2 separate regions of the Homo sapiens genome follow, and region 2 is linked to region 1. Evidence: chromatin loops called from intact Hi-C (ENCODE). Cell type or tissue: MCF 10A. All regions are shown on one strand. Links, peaks and the distances in the headings refer to the core of each region. The heading gives the core; the rest is flanking DNA.

Region 1 (6,177 bases), core at 516-5,515:
ACTGACCTCACAGGACTATGGGCACACATGCATTCTGGGAAAGAACCCAGTATCTCAGTGTCTATGGACTGAATGTTTGTGTCCCCTTCAACCCCCACAGCAAATTTAAATGTTGAAGCCCTAATTTGCTAATCACCAATCTGAAAAGGTAGGACCTTTAGGGAGTTAATTAGGTTTAGATAAGGTCATGAGGATGGGGTCCTCATGAGAGATTACTGCGCTTATAAAAAAGACCTCAGAACTGTGAGAAGTGTTAATTGTTTAACTCACCTAGTCTGTGGTATTGTTTTTTGTTATAGCAGCCTAAACTAAGGCACAAGTGCATGTATCTCTTTCATCACTTGTAATTTTAGAATTCCAGCTGATGCTCCCTACTGTACCCAGAAAACACACACAGTGGCTTCCCACGGAATCTCATAGAGACCCTCAGTGAGCCCTCCCCCAATACTGAAGACAGCTTCCTCTGAGATAACAGGGTTTATTGGCTCCTTTATTTATTCATCCAACATGTATGGAATACCAACTGTGTGCCAGGCACCATGCTAGGCTTGGAGGCTCCAGAGATGCCTGTGGCATGGTCTCTAGCCATGAGAAGAAGGTAATTCATAGTCTAGTCAAGGAGACAGATATATAACTATCCTATTACCCAAGATGGCTTATTCTGCCTAGGACAAGATGGAAAATCATGAGATCCTTCCTAGGAGAGTTAGACTTGAAGAACGAGTAGGATTTTGTCATGGTACTAAAGGTAGAAGATGTTTGAGCCAGAGGAAACATCAACTATCAAGGTACCAAAGTGGGAAGGAGAACAAGGCTGTCCTCAGCCCCAGGGAAAACTGTTGCCACAGATGCCAGGACACATATCTCATTTCTTTCTCTTTCAGACCTGGTGTTTTGGGGCTTTTTATCTCAAAATTTCCTCAAAGTATGGGTTTTGAAAAAAATCCAGGTTCACATGATTTGTCCCAGAGTTGACATTTTGTGATCTAAGTGAGTTGCCTTCCATTGGTTGGACACCATCAATGTTCATTAATGTGCCATCATCTTGACAGCCAGCCTCAACTTCTAAAATATTTATGAAGCCTGAGATGGGCCCTTATTTACACACTAAAATATTTAACTACCAAAGATGAACAAGATCTGCAAAGAGTAGGCTGCAGCCCTGGGTTCAAACTGGCTCCGTTTTGCACCAAAGCACTCTTAAAACCAGCTATTTTGTTAGAAATCAAATATTAATATAAAGGGTGAATAATTCATTGGTAAGTCTGAGTTCCCGAGAAGTTCCATCGAAATCCCCAAGAGGAGATTTTGGTGCAGCAGTGACTATATATAGACTCAGCTCTTTCCACCAAGTTCAAAATGAGAGATGCTGGCTCAGAGCATGGGCTCTTTAACTAGGCTACATGGGTTTTCACCCAACTCTCACTTACTTGCTGTGCCAAATGTCTTCTATTTGTCCCTATAAATCACCCTCTACCCTTCACACTCTGCCCTGTGCTCCAACAGGCTGAACTCTATGGACTGCAGCAACAAATACCGTGGACCTGTGCCTTCCAGTTGTTCAACCAATGGAAAGCCCTGGCAACCACTGCAGAAACTGAGAAGAAACAGGCTGAGAAATGTGTTTTCCCAGCTCCCTGTCTCCCTGCTGGATCACTATGGGCTCAACCAAAGGCCACATCTCCTCTCAGGTGGACTGTCTACATGGCTCCCTCTCTAGGCTCTAGTAACTACTACCTCCTCTCACTCCTTCAGACCTAGCAGTGCCTCAGCTTCCTGGGTTACTAGCCCCAGGGTACTGCACCATCACTTGTTGCTTGCCCTAAACTCTGGTCATACATTTGCGTTAAGTTCAAACTTATAAAATTGCTATTTTTGAAAGTCAAAAATCAACAAATATTGGCAGTCTCATGTTTCAACCTCATATATTGCTCTTTTATTAAACTTGCTTTAATTTGTATGTGTTACCTATTTTCTACAACAACCTTAACTAATACAAAAGGTATGTGACTAGTTAATCGACTTTGCCTCAGTTTCCTCAGTTTGCCTCAGTTTCCTCATCTATAAGATGGAGGGAATAATAGTAGAACCTGCTTTAGAAAGTTGTTCTAAGGATCAAGTAAGCTAATGTACACAAGAAGGGTGTGTAAAACAATGTCTGGCAACAAAAACGTGCTCAGTAGGTGTTGTGGGAAGAGATATTCGAGATAGAAAAATCAGAGGAATGGGTGTATGGCTTAATAACAGACTGGGCAGAAAGAAGGTGACATCCTCTGCAACACCCAAAGGAGAAGAATATAAATAATTTACATTTATGTACATTATTCTACTGCTCAGAAAATTTATGCCTATGTTCTATTTTAACCACTTAATTAAAAATCTATTAGATGCCTACTATATTGCTGCTGGTCGCTATAGAAATATAACAGAGAGCCCATCAGGGACCCTCATCTACATATCCTCATCTCCTGAAAAGACACAGACAAAGAGGCTGAAAATGACATTACAGAGTCCTGTGAAGTGCAATGATGAGAAAAGTCAAAGATGACACAGGGAGCACTGACCACAGATTTGGAGAGTTACAAGATGGCTTCTCACAGAAGGAAATGTTTCCTCTCTGACTTGAAGGAGAAGTAGGAATTATCCAGGCACAGGGTCCAGACGATAGAATAGTATTCCCAAGAGAGGGAACAGCATTCCAGAAAGCTAAGAAATGAGAGAATGTGGAATATATAGAGGAGTAAAAGAAGTTGAGTGTGGCTGGCTCAGTTCCTTGTTGCCTAAGTCAGTCCCTGGTACACAATAGGTGCTCAATGATTAATGAAGAAACAGAAATTACAGACACATCTCTAATACATTCACACAAGGAAGACAATATTCTCCAAGTGGAGTGATTTGTCTCCCCACATGTTTATTGGACCTTATTGCTTACCTCACAGAAGAACAACTCCCTGTACATGTTGTGTAGCCCATTTCCTGCCCACCCAATCACTCATCTTTCCTTTATCAGAATTCAGAAACAAAGATGCAAATCTCTGGAGGATCTCTGGAGCTCAGGAGGCAAGATTAAAAGGAGAGCAAACTGCTGGAGGCCAGGCCTTTGAGGAAGATCCTTTGAAGGCAATTCACTCATTCATCCACTTACTTACTTGTTGATTTATTTATTCACTCATTCAACAGATACTAGTTGAGTGCCTGCTGTATGTGCTGGTAGCTGGCCAGTGCCACACCAATAAACAGTATAGATACATAACCCATTATCATGGCAAGCTATGTCTGTGAGTATAAGCCCAGGTGATTAGGTAGAATGGCCAGGTAGGGTCAGAAGGAGACAACCAGTGCAGACTCTTGCAGACTGTTGTCTTTGGCTCTGACAGCTAAGGGTAGGTTCCTGTGGGAGTGGCCTTTGGTCAGGGAGCCAGGGTGAAACCTACAACTGAATTGCCAGGGCAATATAAAGCATCATTATCTAGTGTAAAAAAGCAAGGAATCTGAGGTCAAAAGATCTGATTTAACTCTGACTTCCCCACTTGCTAACTGTGCGACTGAAAATGGGTTGCTTCACCTCTGACATTTAGTCCTCTTTTATGTGAAAAACGGGAATAATCACACACCCCTTGCTGTGTAGTTGTGAGAATTAAATAGGATCAGGTATGAAAAGTGTATGGCACATAGAAGTCACTCCACAAATTGTAGTTTTTACCATTATAAAAACAGTTTTAATTTCACTTCCATTGACCACAAACCCTTATTCCATTTTGGTGACTGGAAGGAGCTCTCCATGGTGCTGATCTATTTTGCAGCAGCTGGGAGCCTGCCCTGTGTTAAGAAGAAAAACCTTTGTCAAGAAGAAAAGTGGCATCCACAGCAAGATAGAACACATATGTGTTCCCGAAAAGATACTCCACCAAGGATTTCTCCCATACTCACTGCTCACATGGAAGTACCATGCCCAAATTGCAAGAAGTAAACCAAAAGAAAGTACCAGTTATACAAAGACTATTCTTGAAAACATCACTATGATGGGAAGCATCACAGTGAGAATAATAATAGAAAAGAAAAATAAGAATAACATCACAATAGTAGGAGTAATATTAAACAGCAAGAGGCAAAATGCTATGGTGGTTAAGAATGCAGTTTCCAAAGGCAGGACTCTTAACTCCAAATCCCAGCTATGTAGACCTTCAATGAGTTACTCAAATTCTCTGAGCTTCCTCATCCACAAGCAGAGACAAAATAGTTCCTGCCTCATAGTGTCATTGTAATGATTAAGTTACATAGTGTCATGATTATAATTCCTTTATGCCAGACACAACTCTAACTACCTTTCATACCTTAAGTCAATTAATGTAGGATTAATTGACATTAAGTCAATTAATGTATGAAAGGTACTTAGAGTTGTGTCTGGCATAAAGGAAACACTCAATAAGCATTAGCTGTTAGCACGGTAGTAAGAACTTTTAGCACAATTGGTAAGCAGCGCTGAGGGAAGCATTGTATGCACATTATTTCTTAGCACCTCAACAACATGCAGTGACCAATTATCAACACAGATTGCATGTACTACATGCCAGGCACTGTCATACTTCCAGGCACCCTGGTTTCCTCAGCTCCTGGCACAGGGCCTTCCATACAGTGAATGCTTCCAGTACATGGGAGTTAAAATAAACTGAATTTATCTGAATTAGAAAGAAAATGCCTTCAAATCCAAAGCTACTTGCCAGCATAGCCCATGCACTTAGGAGGAAAATGCCACATAGAAAGTAACCAAAATTCTACCCCCCTTCTCCCCCCACCACCAACCCCCTCTGGAAGAGGCAGCTGAGACTTTCTCACTAAAGAAATTAATCCTGCCGAGAAATAAATCCCCAATGAGCTTCCCAAGGAGACCCTTAGCAAACCACGGTTAGACACTGGCAGGAGTTTCTTCCTGTGGAAGTCCCATTGAGTCACTGCTGAATTCTTTTCTCCTGTGCAGCAGTTTGCCTGAGCCTGAGAGATGGCCAGCAATTACAGGAGAGTAAATATTTCAGCAGTACAGAGTCAGACTTCTCAACAGCCGATAGGAAACCGTTTCTCTTTCCTTTAAACAGTTTATTAAAATACAAGGTTAAACCCAGCAAGGGAATACATTTTTCTGCAGCCTCCTCCAATTAACAAGTTATTTCCATGCTGAAGTTTTTCTTGCTTTAGCAAAACCTCTGCATAAACTGTAGGAAGAGTGCTTTCCCCTCAGGGGACCATGGGGGTTCTGAACTTGGAATCAATTAGATTCCGAGCCCAACTGTCCTATGATTTCTCTGGGCAACCTCAGGCAAATCACTTTTCAACTGCCTGAATTCAAGTTCAAGAAAATGGGGACAGCAACACCGACCTGCTTAGCTCCTGTGAGATGGTAAAGCATGTGGACGTAGCTAACTTGAGAGCCAGTGCACTGAAGGCAATTGGCGAACTTTGCTGCTACCCAAAATCCACTCCTCCCTTCTTCTCACCTTTTATCCGCAGCCCCAAGGCATGAATTCTGAATGATACATGTCAGTATGATAAACCTATTTCTCTGCCAGGACTGGTTTGAGAACGGATATAGGGCATAATTTATTGGCCAGTGAGACATGAAGGAAAATCTGTTGGGGAGCTTCTGGAAAGGGTGTCATCACTTTCCAAAGGGATACCTCAAGAGGAAGGATGTAAATGTGGTTTGATGTTTTGTATTACTGAAGTTTGGTGTCTATCTGTGATGTCTGGAAGTGCTGCAGCCATCTCGTGACTATGAGGAGATAAGCTTGGGAATAAAAGCTACCATAAAAAAATGACAGAACATAAAGATGGAAAAGACCAGGGGCTCTGATGACACCTGAGTGTCTGAGTTAAACAACACTGACTCTACCCTGCTTTTGGATCCACTCCAATTTCTGGTTATGCAAAATGGTTCCTTTTTTGTTTAAGCCACTTTTAATGGAGCCATCTATTACATGCAGTTGAAATCATCCTAATAAGAACACCAATCAAGAATGAAATATCAGACTTAGGGCATATTTTATCATGGAAATGTCACCTCTCTACCCAGCTAGCCAGTGGCCAGCAAATCTTTAATGAACACCATGAACACCTATTATACATGCATAGCTTGCATGTCTACAATGTAATATAAAGTAAGATAAAGAAAAATACCAGGAC
Region 2 (6,177 bases), core at 813-5,812, 150 kb before region 1:
CCTGTAGTCCCAGCTACTTGGGAGGCTGAGGCAGGAGAATGGCGTGAACCTGGGAGGTGGAGCTTGCGGTGAGCCGAGATCGCGCCACTGCACTCTAGCCTGGGCGACAGAGCAAGACTCCATCTCAAAACAAAACAAAAACAAAAACAACAACAAGAACAAAAATTCAAGAATACAGAAACATCAATAGATATTTCCCTATCACCTCCAAAATCTAACTGGAAAAGACTCTACACATCAACCAGCCAGTGGTTTTCTAACAACAACATTTAATGTTGAGAAACCCCTTCATCCGGTCATCACCCAGCAGCATTCCCACAAGCACTGAGGAAGAAATGCCTCAAGCTCTGAGGGGCACACTCTGAAAATCTCTGGTGTAGCCTATTTTGAAGAGAAAGAAACAGGCCTACAGAAGGTCAAATGATTTGTACAAGGTGAATGGCTTAGTCAGGGCTTGGACCCTGTGTACTTGACCCCAAGACCAGTGTCCAATCCATGACACTACTTCCCACCATCACACACAACGAGGAAGATAAGAGTGTTGGGTAGGACAGCAACTCAATTTTCACGCTCCTTTTCCCTTTATTCACAGGCAGAAAGAGACAGATGAAAATGTGGACTAGGTTTATTATCCCTCAGCATATGTTGGTTTTAATAAGTGTGTTCTTTGTAGATTCATTAATCCACTGTTAGAAACCGAAAATGAGTATTTCAGATGCTTAATGTGATGTCCTAGATGCTCTGAGACTCAAGTCCCCTCCAGAGAGAGTGTTCTTTAATCTTCCTAAATGGTCCGTAATGAAACCTGTGGGTCTGTAATAGGGAATATAGTCCGTTATGACTTATTGACAAGATTTTCTAAAAAAAAAAAACCTCATTAAAAAAGTATCCCAAATGATATCACTGAGGCTTAGTCTCTTTATTCCATGATGACATTTTGAAATGTAACTTTAAATGGTTCCTCCTTTATATATATACATATATAAACAAACAAGAGGGATTTTGACAAAATAGCAATGATCTGATTTTAACGTATATTTTAGCAATACAATTTAAATTATCTGTAATGGTTTATAATTAAATCCTATATACTGTTAGAATTGTGATGAACCTTAGATATTACATAATTTGCATCTGTTTTTAGAAAAGAAGATCCCGAGACAGCAAATCACCTTTCCAGCGTTGTACTGCAAGTTTGAGATATACCCAAAACAAAAATTCAGCTCTCCTGATATGCAGACCTAGGTTGTACTGCAAGTTTGGGATATAACCAAAACAAAAATTCAGCTCTCCTGACATGCAGACCTATGTGTCATTCATGAAGCTATGCTTCAGAACTGGCCCAGTGCAATTCTAACTTCACTGTGGTAAAATTACAGCTTTTCAATAGTAATAAGAAAAAGGAAATTCTTTATTTAAGAAAATAAGAAAAAGGCACCCAGGGGAGCAGTGAGGAGCATAGCCTTTGTCATAAGACCCTATAATCTCGGGGCAGTTACCTACCTCTTGAAGTCTAGCCTTTCTCATTTGTAGAATGGGGACAAGTTGTCCAACATGGTAGGACTATTGTGAGAATTAAGTGGTCCAAGGTAGGTAAAGCATACAGCACTTGGCATAGTAAGCATTATTTATTATTATTATTACCTTGTGAATTTTTATATATGGTCATATATTGTATACATGAACGCCTTCAGAGAAACTTGCTTCTCTCTGCTCCAGTTTATGGCAAACTCCTATTTCTTAACCTGTCAAATCTTGGATTTTTTAAACTCTGAGAAAAGCATATATTCCCTTATCTCCCAAGATATACACCCTGTCAGTGAATTATTTTCTGTGTTTGAAATTGGAGGCTAAAAGCTATTTCTAAAGGAGCAGAAGAGTTGGCCAACTCACTTCAGCAAACATTTACGCAACACCTCTCTTCCATTAGGCTGCGTAAAATGCAGAGACAGAAACAGATGTGATTCCTGCCCTCCAGGGGCTCCCAAACTGGTGGTAAAGACAGACATCTTCAAGTGTCTCTAATATAGGCATTAATACAAGTGTTCCTCTAGAAGGACAAATAAAGCAATGTAGAACGAGGATGTTATGAAGTGAGAGGAATTATTCTGACTAGGACATACAGAAAGATCTTTGAGGAATATAATTTGATTTAACTCTTAAAGGGATGGTAGGTCTTGAACAGGAATTGCAGTAGGCAGCTTTTAAGATGGTCTCCAGTGGTCCTTACCCGCTGATGTCCACAGCCTCATGTAATCCCCTCCCCTTGAGTGACTTGCTTCTAATAAACAAAACACTGCAACATTGAGGGGATGTCACTTCCATGATAAAATTACAAAAGATTCTGACTTCTGTCTTGCCAGCAGACTGCTTTCAATGGTGTTTTTGAGGAAGCCTCTTATTACATTGGGGTGGCCTATGTGCCAAGAAACTGATAAGGCAATTTGCACATCCTGAGCTATGAATTTGTGGAATAGAAATTAAACTCATGTGACTGGACCATGATGTTTGTGGAGAGATGCAGCAGGATATGAGGTTAGAATGATAGGTTATGGCTAAATTGTGAAGGGCCCTCAATAGCCAGCTAAGGATTATGAGCTATACTGGAAGGCAATAGGGAACCATTGAGAATCTTGGAGCAGATGAGTAACTTTATTAGATAGAGTTGCTCTACCAAAGACTAATCAAATGCTGTATGCACAACACATCAAAGGGGGAGAAATTAGAGACAGCTTCCCGGGGGAGGTAGTGAGGCCCTGAATTCGGACCCTCTGACTAAAGAAATAAACAGCAGCCCAGAAAATACTGTAATAGAATTCTCATTGATGTTGAAGGTTCTCTGAACACTCCCCAGTTTGTGAGGCAGAAACTCTATCAGGTATTTATTTGACATCCACCTCATTTCCACTCCACACAGTGACAAACTCATATTGGAACTGAAAATAATCACAAGCCTGACTCTGTGAAAATGAAAGGAAATGTTCCCAAGATGGAGAAAGGAGCTGGTAGGGCTGAGTATTTTCTCAGCTTCCTGGAGAAGACCCATTTATAAACCTTAACAAGGGTGCCAGGGTTCCCAGGCTCTGCCTTCTTCACCTTTCCATGTTCTGGCTCCCCACATCCCTAGGCATCCTTGAAGGAGGATTGAAGGGTGTTAGAAACCATTCCAATATTTAAAAAAAAAACCCACATAGATATCCTTGCAGTTACTCACAATATTCAGCACAGTGAACAAGGATGCCAAATCCCTTTGGTTGGGGCTAGAAGTACAAGCAGTACTACATGGCAGTTCTGGATGACCAATTAAAATTCCTGGCTGGATCTGTGCTTTTAATTAACTAAAATGGAAAAATGAATTAATTGCCACTTCAAAATTAGAGCATGTTTAGTGGTGGTAGCTTGATGTAATGGTCAGTATAGCAAAATGAAGTTGCTGTGTTGGTCTGCTGTGTGCTCTTGATAAGGGATTCCTCAGTGAGATTCAATTTTTGCTCCCCAGGAGGATGGGGCCAATAATCATTGCCTTTCAAGGTTGTTATTTGGATTAAAGACATAATGTATGCAAGGATCCTAGCCCTCAGTAAATGGTGGCTATCTTAAAAATAGTTGGACAAGATATTTATACAATATTCTGGCAAAAGGGGATTGGACTGAGAGGAGATCTGTCCGTGGTCCTGAAAGTTTGATCACCACTGCTTTTGTTCTTTATGCCAGGAGCATTGGTTCAGCTGACTTCATTTCTGTCATGGACTTTTTCTTCAGCCAAGTTTTTAAAATGTTTTTCTAGCCCTGATGTAATTGTTCTTCTATCTTTTTGCTACAGTAATCTTTTAAAGGCACAGATTTAGTAGTCTTATGCCCTTGACAAGGTCCAAACCTCTCCCAAGGCATCGGAGACCCCCAAAATAGACTACCTCCCTGCCTCTCCACCCTCCTCTCCCCTCAATTCCCATCATATGCTCATATGTTCAAACCTGAGGAGGGGATCGTGGGAATCCCCGATTTATAGCCGGTTGGCCAGAAATACTGGAGGCCTGGACTTAAGAGTGGAATCTCAAGTCAGGGCAGTCTTGTGAGGTCAGTGTGGGAAAAATCTCACATGTTCTGGTGACCAGAGATGTTATGTGTTGATTGTGTGCCTATTATATGCAGTGATTTTTTAAAGGACCAGTGATTAATAAAGGAGATTCTATAAAAGCATTCCATGAGGGATCAATTATGTTGACTTAGTTGGACACTAAGCAGTGAATGGACAATAACAACAACAGAGATCAATGGGACACAAAATAACAAAACAAAAGAAATACTGCCAGGCTTGGAAAAGAGCACAGGATCTGAAGTAAGAAGGTCTGAGTTCAGGCTTCATTCCACCAGTTCCTAGGTACGTGACCAAGAGCAAGCACCCAACTATAACAAGCCTGTTTCCGAATGTGAAAACTTGCAATGAAAAAATGCCCTTTTCTATCTACACCAGAGTGAGCATGTTTGGGTAGATGCTTCTTACTAAATAAGACACAAAAGTTGCAAGCTAATTATTGGTATAAGATGCTGTGCAAAAATAGCTGAGTTAAAGAAAATAACTCATCAGCCTTTCCCTACTAACCTGCAGACAGAGACACTATCTTCCCCCAAGGGCCAAATAAGAAATATGTTCTTGTTTTCAATTTCTCTTTCCCAAACTCCACACCAAGCCCCGCCATTATATCATGTCAATTCTTCTTCCATATGTCTCCTTCTATTCTGAAACCCCACTCTCTGCTTTGAGTGGGGTTGTCACCATCTCCAGCCTGGACCCCTGCAGTGCATGGTCTTCTAATCCAGACCTTCCCAAGCTTTCATGCATGAAGAGTTGGCCCTCTGTATCTATGAGTTCATATGTGTGATTTCAACCAACAGCAAACCGAAAATATTTTAAAAAACAACAAAAGTAACAACATAACAATACAAATGATACAAATGTAAAACCAACACAGTAGAACAACTATTTACATAGCATTTGCATTGTATCAGGTAGGTCTGATAAGCAATCTAGAGACGATTTAAAGTATACTGGAGGATGTGCATAGGCTGTATGCAAATACTATACCATTTTATATAAAGTGCTTGAGCATTTGTGGATTTCGATATGCTCTAGGGTCCTGGAACCAATCCCTTGTGGATACCGAGGGATGACGGTACACATCACCTGGGATCTTGTTAAAATGCGGACTCTCAATCAGTAGTTGCTCAGGATGTGTCCTGAGATTCTGCTTGCCTAACAAGGAGGGCCAATACTGCTGTTCCATGGACCACACAGTGAACAGAAAGGCTCTAACCGGTGTCCCTGAATGTAATCTTACACCTGCCACACAACCCATTAACTTCACTGTCCCCAGAGGGATCTTTCCAAGGCAGAAAACTGACAATGTTGTGCCCATGCTTAAGACCTGCAATGAGAAGGCAGATTCAATGTCAGGATTCTCAAACCTGGCTGCAGATTTCAATCCCTTGGGAAGCTTTAACTAACCAACCAGACAGACAGTGCCCAGACCCCAGGCCAGACCAATTAAATAAAACTACCCAGAGGTGGGCCCCAGACAAAGATATTTTAAATAACTAACTTTCCAAGTGGGTATGATGTACAGCCAGGGTTAAGAATCCCTGACTAACAAGGGTCATTTCAGCACAAAAACTTAAGACTCCCCCATAATTTAACACTCACAATAAACCCAAATAGATTTTCTTATTCCCAGATGAAGAAACAGTGGCCCCAGAGGGTTGAGTGCCTCACCCCAGGTCATCCAGTCTGTAAGTGCTCCTCATCTGAGACCTGAGACCCAAAGCTCTCCACCATATGAGGGGTGGAAGAAAAGGCAAAAGTGTGATGTGCAGGAGTCCCCAGTGCATCATTTCACGAGAACATTTCCAGTTGTTTTCAGCATCTCTTCTATTTATTCCCCAAACCCCCACAGCCTTTGATGAATTCTGGAGGAGAGAAACTGCCTGGCATTTTCAACCAAGTGCTTTGATACTTGAACACAGCAGTGGATGGAAAGTGACAGCACCTTATCAGTCACTGTGTCCCAGCTGCTGTCAGAGCTCCTTCCTCTCTGCCAACAGCGTGGGCTGGGCTCCCTGGCTCGCAGAGTGGTGAGCGATGCTTCCGCGAGGAGATGCGGCATCTCAAAGTGCAAGATG

The links. A loop is a pair of places that touch in the nucleus more often than their neighbours do. Peaks named below come from ENCODE experiments on the same cell type or tissue, not always from the same donor. Only the 100,000 strongest peaks of a DNase experiment are listed, where the experiment ranks them.
Region 2: a loop joins it to region 1, with 2.7 times the contacts of the local background. A loop is called at or near these places in 3 of 110 quality-filtered maps.

What each region holds. Positions count from the first base shown.
Region 1 is chr14:95,931,642-95,937,818 of GRCh38, forward strand. No RefSeq gene overlaps it. Among named protein-coding and RNA genes, the nearest start is that of TUNAR, 58 kb to the left of the region's middle. RefSeq lists a silencer at 3,678-3,878. In MCF 10A, for the core only: no CTCF peak of the experiment used is centred there; no DNase peak of the experiment used is centred there.
Region 2 is chr14:95,780,666-95,786,842 of GRCh38, forward strand. No RefSeq gene overlaps it. Among named protein-coding and RNA genes, the nearest start is that of TCL1A, 70 kb to the left of the region's middle. In MCF 10A, for the core only: no CTCF peak of the experiment used is centred there; a DNase peak (open chromatin) is centred at 3,656.